Regions from separate parts of the Homo sapiens genome. Here all the other regions are linked to region 1. Evidence: chromatin loops called from intact Hi-C (ENCODE). Cell type or tissue: mammary epithelial cell. All regions are shown on one strand. Region 1 has its middle 8.0 kb from the start of ZNF784. Region 2 has its middle 3.1 kb from the start of C19orf85. Region 3 overlaps ZSCAN5A (zinc finger and SCAN domain containing 5A). Region 4 overlaps ZSCAN5A (zinc finger and SCAN domain containing 5A).

Region 1 (2,500 bases):
TCAAGACCAGCCTGGCCAACATAGTGAAACCCCATCTCTACTAAAAAAAAAAATACAAAAAAAAAATTAGTCAGGCGTGGTGGCGCACACCTGTAATCCTAACTACTTGGGAGGCCCAGGCAGGAGAATCGCTTGAACCTGGGAGCTGGAGGTTCCAGTGAGCCAAGATGGCGCCACTGCATTCCAGTGTGGATGACAGAGTGACTCTGTCTCAAATAAAAATAATAATAAGAAGAAGAACATGTCCCTTGTAACTTTAGGTTTGCAATCTAAGTCTAGCTCCTAAAACTAAAGTCTGTTAGGTTTCCCACTGATAATGCTTATCTTCCCAGGTACAGAACAAAAACGATGAGCTCAATCATTCTTCCATCTGTCACCCTCTTCCCACCTGCCTTCCCTCCTTTAAGGAAATGTATAAATACTAAGCCTCCTGAAAACCTTTCCATAAGCCACAGAGGTTTTCTGTGACTCTTGCCTTTCCCAGGTCTGCCCTCAAGCTCTGGATATATAAGCTCTGGAGTGATTGAGGCTCTTGCCTCAGTAACTTATTTTGGTTAACAATGATGTCACTTCCCTCTGCAAGGCTATGTGATGGAGGGAAATGATATCCAGCTCTAAAGATAACCTAAAGAGGCCGGACGGGGTGGCTCACACCTGTAATCCCAGCACTTTGGGAAGCTGAGGCGGAGGATCATCTGAGGTCGGGAGTTCGAGACCAGCCTGACCAACATGGAGAAACCCCGTCTCTACTAAAAATACACAATTAGCCGGGCGTGGTGGCGTGTGACTGTAATCCCAGCTACTCAGGAGGCTGGGGCAGGAGAAGTACTTGAACCCAAGAAGCGAAGGTTGCAGTAAGCCGAGATGGCACCATTGCACTCCAGCCTGGGCAACAAGAGTGAAACCCTGTCTCAAAAAATAAATAAATAAAATCAAGTAGGTGGCCTCAGCCTTCTCAGCCGGCCAGGATATGCTGGGCCAACTCCTGGAAATGTTGGGAACAGTGGGCAGAGAGGCAGTGACCGTCCACCCAGCTGGTTAGCCAGTGTTGGCAGAGGCTGCTGGAGTACTTAAAAGACCTTTCCACTGGACCACACACATGTTCATATCATAGGGCCAGGAGGATGCTGAGTGTGAGACATGATGCTGTGTGAAGTAGAGCAGGCTCGTGAAGGTTTGTAGGAACTCAGGGCAAGGCTGGGAACTGGGCCCTCTTTCTTTGCCTCCTCCTGAGCTGTCTTCTTAAACCACAGTACTACGTGTGTAGGGCACCCCCTGGTGGTCAATAAGGTAATGACAGTTTGGACTTAAGGATACAAGTGAGGACAAAATAGGTGAGCAACTCATCCTGGTTTGGGAGAAGTCCTGGGACTATCCAGTTTTAAAACTGAGAGGAAAAAATAAAGAAGAACAAGGCAAGAAAATAGATGTCTTAGATTTGGCAAATCACCACCATCTGGCTGTTGACAAGGAGACAAGTTATTCCCATTTTATCGATGGGGCTGCTGAGACCAGAGAGTAAACTGCCCATTCACAAAGTCCAGCAGGTGCAGAGTTAAAATAGATTACCCGCCTCCTGAGCGAGACTAACGGGGGAAAGAAGACCAGCAGTTACCCTAGGTGGCAAGTAAATCTTTCTCACTTTTTTTTTTTTTTTTTTTTTTTTTTTTTGAGAAGGAGTTTCGTTCTCGTTGCCCAGGCTGGAGTGCAATGGCGAGATCTCAGCGCTGCTCACCGCGACCTCCGCCTCCCGCGCTCAAGCAATTCTCCTGCCTCAGCCTCCCGAGTAGCTGGGATTACAGGCATGTGCCACCACTCCGGGCTAATTTGTATTTTTAGTAAAGACGGGGTTTCTCCATGTTGATCAGGCTGGTCTGGAACTCCTGACCTCAGGTGATCCGCCCGCTTCGGCCTCCCATAGTGCTGGGATTACAGGCCTGAGCCACCGCACCTGGCGGATTGATCTTTATTGGACACCTGCTGCGACAGGGAACCCTCCTAGGCCTCGTGGGGGCGACAAAGACCAAAATATCAAAATGTCTCACCCACCTTAGAACCTGGAAGAAGCAGGTAGGGACTACTGTGTTTCCTCTAGCCTGCAGAAGCTCAAGTTCAAAGACTCGTTCAGCCTCACTAAGGAACCTTACGTAACTCACGACTAGAATTTGGAAGAAGGCCCTTTGGTTTCTCAAATTCAGCAGTAACATTTCACAGATAAGGAAACTGAGGACCAGAGAGGTTGAATGAAATTATGGCGATAGGCCTGGTGCGGTGGCTCACGCCTGTAATCCCAGCACATTGAGAGGCCGAGGTGGGTGGATCAGGAGGTCAGGAGTTTGAGCCCAGCCTGGCCAAGATGGTGAAACCCCGTCTCTACTAAAAATACAAAAATTAGCTGGGTGTGGTGGCAGACGCCTGTAATCCCAGCTACTCGGGAGGCTGAGGCAGGGAACTGCTTGAACCCAGGAGGTGGAGGTTGCAGTGAGCCAAGATCGCGCCA
Region 2 (2,500 bases), 160 kb after region 1:
CACGCCTATAATCCCAGCACTTTGGGAGGCCAAGGCAGGCGGATCACCTGAGGTCAGGAGTTCGAGACCAGCCTGGCCAACATGGTGAAACCCTGTCTCTACTAAAAATTCAAAAGTTAGCTGGGCGTGGTGGTGCACGCCCGTAATTCCAGCTACTTGGGAGGCTGAGGCAGGAGACTCTCTTGAACCCAGGAGGCAGAAGTTGCAGTGAGCCAGGATTGCACCACTGCACTCCAGCCTGGGTGACAGAGAGAGATTCTGTCTCAAAAAAAAAAAAAAAAAGACTAGGCATGCAGTGGCTCATACCTGTAATCCCAGCACATTGAGAGGCCGAGGCGGGTGGATCAAGAGGTCAGGAGATTGAGACCATCCTGGCTAACACGGTGAAACCCCATCTCTACTAAAAATACAAAAAATTAGCCGGGCGTGGTGGCGGGCACCTGTAGTCCCAGCTACTTGGGAGGCTGAGGCAGGAGAATGGCGTGAACCTGGGAGGCGGAGCTTGCAGTGAGCCGAGATCGCGCCACTGCACTCCAGCCTGGGCGACAGAGCGAGACTCCATCTCAGAAAAAAAAAAAAAAATTAAGGGAAACAAGGTCCCACAATGACTGGATGAGAGGGAGCAGATAGCAGATGAGCAGGTGGGGACAGGGAAGGACACACCCTGGGTTGTCCCTGGCTTCCTGGCCTGGCCCTGACACCCCCATCCAGATTGTAGGGGGATTGGAGGGTGGGGTCTCCACATTCCAGCTGTAGCAAGGCCTGCAAAGAAGGTTGGGTTAGACCCTGCCCCAAACCCTCTATGGTTCTCCATCATGCTTACCCTCATAGCCCAACCCTTGCCTGGCTCACAAAGCCCGGCAGGTCTGCTCCCCGCGCCCCCTCGGCTTCTCTGACTTCACCTCCTCCACTGCTCAGTAAAGCAAGGTGCTCAATAAATGTTTGTTGAATGACTAAATCCACCCCCAACACACACAGAATTTCAAGGGCTGGGATAGGGGAGAGGAGGCTGGGGAAGACCTTCCAGCACCTGGAAGTGCAGGTCCTCAACAAAGACCCCATGAAGCCAGCTCCCTGCTGTGGTTGATTGTTCTCAATGACAGGAGACAGGAGAGGGCCCCAAGTTCTCGGGCCGCACCCCTTGAGCCGGGCCGCCCAGCACCGGCCGGGTGGGCGCCCCCTGGTGGACAGTCCCGAGGCCGCAGCCTGCAGGCGGCCGCCCTGTGCATTGCTGGCCGGCCTGAGTGGGACAGAGCTGGCCGGCGGATGTTGCTCTTGGCCCCTGGACTGTGGAATGCAAATTTTGAAATAAGAGCTACCAGATGTGAATACACACGATAAAGTGTGTATCAAGGTAGCAAAGGTCATACCCCAGCCACGTGGCGGCGGGCCCCTTCCCGGCCCTCAGAGCCAATCCTTCCCTTCCCATCCTCCAGAGACCCAGGGGTCTTCTCCCTTCGGCCTCTTGCCAAGGGACCCTGGACCCTTCCCTCTGTACCTGAGACCTGGAGCAGAACAGGACAGGAAACCTTCACCTTCAGGCCACCCCCAATACCACAGGCGTGAACCAGACTCACGGACATCTTGAGGCAGGAGAATAGCAGAGAAATTCGGGGGGCGAAGGGGACCGTTGGACATAGGTTAGCTTAAGCAGAAGCAAAACGTGTCAAATGGCAGAAGCAGGACATGCGAAATAAGGGAGGAAGCAGTGAGTTGGAACATGCAGGATAAGGAAAATAAGCCAGAAGGACTTGCAGTAGCAGTTTGGCCACGAAAAATAAAGCTAAAGATGAGCAATTTGGTCAAAAGAGATAAAGAAAGATTAGGCAAGGATGAGCAACTAACTTACAAGAGATAAAGTGAGGTTAAGGAAGTGATGAAAAACATATAAAAGGCCATGAAATGTACGGCCGGGCGCGGTGGCTCACGCCTGTAATCCCGGCACTTTGGGAGGCCGAGGCGGGCGGATCATTTGAGGTCAGGAGTTCGAGACCAGCCTGGCCAACATGGTGAAACCCCACCTCTACTAAAAACACACAAAAGTTCGCCGGGCATGGTGGTACACGCCTGTGATCCCAGCTACTCTAGAGGTAGAAGCAGGAGAATCACTTGAACCCGGGAGGCGGAGGTTGCAGTGAGCTGAGATCGCACCACTGCACTCCAGCCTGGGCGACAGAGCAAGACTCCATCTCAAAAATAAAAAATAAAAAAAAAATTTAAAAAGAGTCCTTTAAAAAAAAAAGGCCATGAAATGTAACAAACTGGGGCTGATCTCATCTCGGAGAGCTCAGTCCGCTCTCCCCTCTGAGAGTGGAATACTGTGCTTCATAAACGTTTGCTCCTTTCCTTTGCTGTCTGTGCGCGTCTCATCCAATTCTTTGTTTTGGACACCAGGAGACTGGAACTGCACAGTACCATCCAGTAACAATCACACACGTGCACAAACACACACACACACACACACACACACCATGCCCTGGGGAAGACAGAGAGACAGAAA
Region 3 (2,500 bases), 620 kb before region 1:
GGACATTGTGACACATGCTACAAAGACCTCATTTGACACCAGAAAAAATAATATAATAATGTTAGCAGTTTATCCTAGAATTTGTTACAACTAATAGGTAAGATGATGAAAACATTGGTCTCCTCCTGAAATTGTATAATAAATAAAATAGTCTATACACTAATTAGAATGTAATTATATATAGCAACCAAAGTTTATGTAATACTTTGGGACCAACAACAATGATTTGTATAATAATAAAATATTTCATTATAAAATTTAAATATACATTCTAGTAGAGTACAAGAAAAAAATGTCAGATCGAGTGAACCATCATATGAACCACCAAATTTAGCCTCACACTAACAGAAGAGGAAGACTTATTTAAAAAAAAAAAAAAAGATGCTCATTCACTGGTATATCAGTTAGATAACCTTTTCTGTTGTTTGACGCTTTGGTTATGTTTAATGTCAAACAGAAGCAGAACCATCTAGCTGTTATCTGTTAGAACAAGATCTTTTCTGCCATCTGCTGGACATCTGTCATAACTATACAAATTAGCTATAAAATCATTCTAACTTTAAATTTTTAACATAAGCTGGGTGCGTATGATGCTAGTGGCACCGGCTTAGACACAGCCACCTTACCCCGTGCAAAACCTGAATTGACGAAGAGACACTGCATCCCTACTTTCTCCAGTTCTCATCCACTCAGATCTTCAACTTCTTATTGTAAGAAAAAAAAATGTATTTAGTGTCTGTAACACCGGATAACGTCTCCCCACGCGTCCTCATTCTGTTGACATCCCAACGTTCAAAACTGTTCACCTCAGTCCTTAATATCACAACCCTCACCTCCAGCCAGTGTGTGTCTTGCCAGCACACCGATGGGAGCCACTTGTTCACGTCCCTTCACTGGGGTGCACAGACTGCCACCCAGGTGTTCAGCTTTCTGGCATTTTCCTGTTATTTGCGTGCTTTATTTGGTGCACGGGATTCTTTTACAAGTTCTATGATCCTGCGGACAAGCCACTACTTCCATTTCAGGTGTTCCAACCTTTCTAGGTGAGCTATATTCTTGGGGTCCACAAATTTCTCTCTCCATCTTTTTTTCTCTCCCCCTCCACCCCTCCTCCCTGCCCACCTTCTGTTGCTCTTCTGACCATCCAGAGGACTTTTTTTTTTTTTTTTTTTGAGACAGCCTCTTGCTCTGTCACCCAAGCTGGAGTGCAGTGGCACAATCACAGCTCAAAATTCCCAGGCTCAGGTGATCCTCCCACCTCAGCCTCCAGAGTAACTGAACCTATAGGCTCACACCTCTGCAAGGGAAAGGAACAGGGCTTCTGTGTCAGTTACCAGTCAATTGCCTCCCAGCTTCTAAGTCCACAGGTTCAGTGCCGGCCCTGCAATCACGGAGCTGTCCTGGCAACTTTGCAGGGAGCGCAGTGCTAGGCTCTGCCACTAGAGGGGGTGGGAGGGATATCCCAGGAGGAAGAGGCGCCACTGCGCCGCCATCTTGTCTTTCTTCTTGCTCCTGTTATGGCCTTGTCAGCCCCACGTGAATGGGGCCCCCTGGCGTGTTCACGACCCCAGCTCCTGCCTGTGGCTGCCTTACCACAGGCCTCTCCATACTCCAGCCACCAGCCTTGGCCCCTGGACCCCAGAAGGCTGCCTCCTATTTCCCCTGGTGACCATGGTCCCACCCTTGCCCAACCAGAGGCCTCACCCAGACGTTGAGGTTCATACCTCCACTTTTGACTTGCTCTTTCCTTGGGATTATTAAAAGTTTGACCATGTTTGATGTTTGTTTCTTATCACCCCACAGCTGGACAAGCTGATTAGAAAACCTGGGTACTCCCTCTTCTAGTGCCAGTGGGGAGTTCAAACCCTGTGCAGTACCCCTGGCTGTGGCCCATCCCCTAAGCACCATAAAACCCCAACCCCAAACCAGCCTCCTTTCTCTGCCCTCTCAAGCCACATTCAGACCAGCTTGGGAAAGCCCACTCTGCTCTCTTCAGAAATCCTGTTATGTAATAAGCTTCATACCCTCTTGGAGTGTGGGTATGTGTGTGTCCTCAGTCTTAACATTCAAACTCAATTTTGGGTGGTGTAATCCTTTTTCTCCTGGGCGGCCCCAACCTTTGCGTTGTTACAGCCTCTCACCTGCTCAAGCCAGGTTTGGGTAGGTGCACCTGAATCCATCAGTTCTCCTTTTTCTCTCCCAGAAAACCATAAGAGAATCTTGATTGCTCCCATATCCTCTCTTACCCAGCACCCTCCAATCCATTATCACTTGACAGGCATGTTGAGCTTTAAATTAGGTAAACCCAATTGTGCTGCTCCATTCTTTAAAATTTGTCAATGGATTCCCATTCCTCTGAGAAACCTTCCTCCCTAGGTATCCTTCAGAATTCTTTTTTCTTTATAGTTAGGCCCATGTTGTGGTCAATAAATCTTTATTTTGGAGGTCAGAAAGCTTTTTTCCACAAAGGAGCAGAGAATATATATTTTAGGTTTTGCAG
Region 4 (2,500 bases), 680 kb before region 1:
AGAAACATGCAGGCTGGAGAGCTGGATACGGCTTCCTCCTGGAACAGCCATATCCTCACAACTGTATTTCCTCAGGACGGTGGGGGCAGCCCCAAATCTTTACACAAAAGAATACGGACTTTGGAATGAGTCCAACTGGGTCAAATCTCAGCTGTGTAGCTTAGTGTGATGTTGGACGAGCCATCGGTCTCTCTGAGCTGTAGTGTCTTCACCTGTAAAGTGCACAGTTAACTGATAGCGTTTGATTCTTGGTAATCCACCAGCATACCTGTTAGTTTTCAGTGTTGGGCGAATGGAATAACCCAGCCTTTTCAGCCATTTCAACAAGTATACATTTTATTATGGAAGTAGTGGGGAAAGTTCGAGAACGATCTGGAGGAGAGATTTTAGGGGAAACTCCTGCAGTTGCTCTCTCAGCCGCCCTGGGTGCATCCCCCTAAGGCATGGCCCCCACAGACACCTTCTGGCCATGCCTCTGGGCACCCAGGTGCCATTCCTTAAAGGACCCAGTTCATTACCCTCCACACAGGCAGTCCAGGGGACAGAGAGCTTTCTTCAGAGGTTAGAATGCCTGGGAGATGGAGGCCTTGTGAAGGCTAAGCTGAGATGGAGCAGGCTCACTAGAAAGAACAGCAGGGATCATCCCTAAGAAAGGAGAGAGAAATGTATTTGTGCATTGATTTTCGTCTTCATGCATTCTCATACTCCTTGCCTGGTGCCCTCTCCATCCACCTCTACAGGGCTCTTTGTGACCTGCCTCAAGCCCACCTCCTCCCTCCAGCTTAGCCCATTCTCCCCACTCACTAGGTTCCACCAAGTTTGTCCCTATTCCCACCGGGCTGTTCCAGCAGCTGGAACACGCTTCCCTCAGATCTTATGGACCCTAGCTCTGCCCCATCACCAGGGCAAGTGTCTCCTCCTCAGAGCAGGGCTCTTCTAGAAACCAGCCAGTGGGAAGCAGCGCCCCCTCCAGTTCCTCACTGTCCCGGCGCCGGGCCTGAGCTTGTGTTGCACCCCTACCTCCCACTAGAGGGCGCGCCCCGCAGGAGCAGGGACTGCCCAGGCCTGGCTGGGCTGCACCCCCTAGCCTGGTGTGCTGGAGTCACTCAGAGTTGCAGGAAGAGAACCTTAAGGTTTGCTTCTGGGTGCTGGAGTTCCAGGGATGGATCAGGGGTACTTCCTGCTCCCACAGGGGCTCACAGTCTATGTGAGCAGGGGCCCTCAAACTGTGTTCCGCAGGGCCAACTGCAGCCTGCATCCCTTTTAATAAAGTTTCTTTTTGTAATTGAGGTAAAATGCAAACATAATGCATAACATAAAATTCACCATTTTAACCATTTTGAAAGGGCACAATTTAGTGGCCTTCATTACATTCGCCATGTTGTGCAATTGTCACTTCTAAGAGTGGAACATTTTCATCAACCCAAAAAAGAAATCCATTAAAAGCAGTCACTCCCCTTGTTCCTTCCTCCCCTCAGCCCCTGACAACTAGTAATTGGCCTTCTGTCTCTTTGAATTTGCCAGATCTGTCTGTTTCATATACATGGCATCATCTACTGTGTGATCTTTTGTGTCTGCTTCTTTCACTCAGCACAGTGTTTTCAAGGTTCAGCCGTGTTGTTGCACGTGCCAGGACCCCATTCCTCTTTTGGGGGCTGAATAATAATCCATTGTATGAATGCACTACGTTTTGTTTATCCTTTCATCAGTTGTTGGGTACAGTCACAGCCATCAGTGTATTCTCTACGATTGCTTTGACTAGAGTAGTTGCAACAGACCATATGACCTGAAAAGCCAACACGTAATATTTGGCCCTTCACAGAGAAAGTTTGCCAACCTCTTGCCTAATGGGTTGAAAGCACACCTTTATATGAAAATAACTATCTGGTTTGACCGGTGCTTTAATGTATGGTTGAAGAGAGCCTGAGAAACCGTTCAACACCATTCATTTCCTTCAGCATCCTCCCCAGTGGAATCTGAAGGATTGCTGTTGGTTCCTGAACCAAAGCATTGCTTAGGTGAATCTTGAGGACTGAGGAGGACTTTTCTAGGTAGACAGAGATCAAGGAATCAATGTGTGCAATGGCATAATGGAGCGGGAAAAAAAATGTGATGTTTTGGGGGGAATCAGAAATGATTTAATATGGGGGGGCGTGGTGGCTCATGCCTGTAATCCCAGCACTTTGGGAGGCCGAGGTGGGTGGGTCACCTGAGGTCAGGAGTTCGAGACCAGCCTGGACAACATGGTGAAACTTCATCTCTACTAAAAATACAAAAATTAGCCAGGTGTGGTGGTGCATGCCTGTAATCCCAGCTACTTGGGAGTCTGAGGCAGGAGAATCGTTTGAACCTGGGAGGCAGAGGTTGCAGTGAGCTGAGATTGGGCCACTGTTCTCCAGCCTGGGTGACAGAGTGAGCCTCCATCTCAAAAAAAAAAGACTGGGAGCCACCGCTCACGCCTGTAATCCCAGCACTTTGGGAGGCCGAGGCGGGCGGATCA

What was found. A loop is a pair of places that touch in the nucleus more often than their neighbours do. Peaks named below come from ENCODE experiments on the same cell type or tissue, not always from the same donor. Only the 100,000 strongest peaks of a DNase experiment are listed, where the experiment ranks them.
Region 2: a loop joins it to region 1, with 12 times the contacts of the local background. A loop is called at or near these places in 30 of 110 quality-filtered maps.
Region 3: it touches region 1 in a loop (9-fold over the local background); 2 of 110 quality-filtered maps call a loop at or near these places.
Region 4: it touches region 1 in a loop (4-fold over the local background); 2 of 110 quality-filtered maps call a loop at or near these places.

What each region holds. Positions count from the first base shown.
Region 1 is chr19:55,631,334-55,633,833 of GRCh38, reverse strand. No RefSeq gene overlaps it. Among named protein-coding and RNA genes, the nearest start is that of ZNF784, 8.0 kb to the right of the region's middle. In mammary epithelial cell, CTCF peaks have their summits at 1,276 (motif pointing left) and 1,995; DNase peaks (open chromatin) are centred at 1,273 and 2,013.
Region 2 is chr19:55,466,647-55,469,146 of GRCh38, reverse strand. No RefSeq gene overlaps it. Among named protein-coding and RNA genes, the nearest start is that of C19orf85, 3.1 kb to the right of the region's middle. RefSeq lists silencers at 925-1,054, 1,065-1,294. In mammary epithelial cell, a CTCF peak has its summit at 1,180 (motif pointing left); no DNase peak of the experiment used is centred here.
Region 3 is chr19:56,251,940-56,254,439 of GRCh38, reverse strand. The region is part of intron 2 of ZSCAN5A (zinc finger and SCAN domain containing 5A); the gene reads left to right. Among named protein-coding and RNA genes, the nearest start is that of EDDM13, 20 kb to the left of the region's middle. In mammary epithelial cell, CTCF peaks have their summits at 493 (motif pointing left) and 1,433 (motif pointing right); a DNase peak (open chromatin) is centred at 1,459.
Region 4 is chr19:56,308,269-56,310,768 of GRCh38, reverse strand. The region is part of intron 2 of ZSCAN5A (zinc finger and SCAN domain containing 5A); the gene reads left to right. It overlaps EDDM13 (epididymal protein 13), which reads right to left. Exons shown (of 15, transcript NM_001354658.2): 15 at 315-645. The coding sequence ends at 621. LOC124900420 reads right to left here. Exons shown (of 5, transcript XM_047439799.1): 5 at 315-2,500. Among named protein-coding and RNA genes, the nearest start is that of ZSCAN5A-AS1, 5.2 kb to the left of the region's middle. In mammary epithelial cell, a CTCF peak has its summit at 997 (motif pointing right); a DNase peak (open chromatin) is centred at 1,018.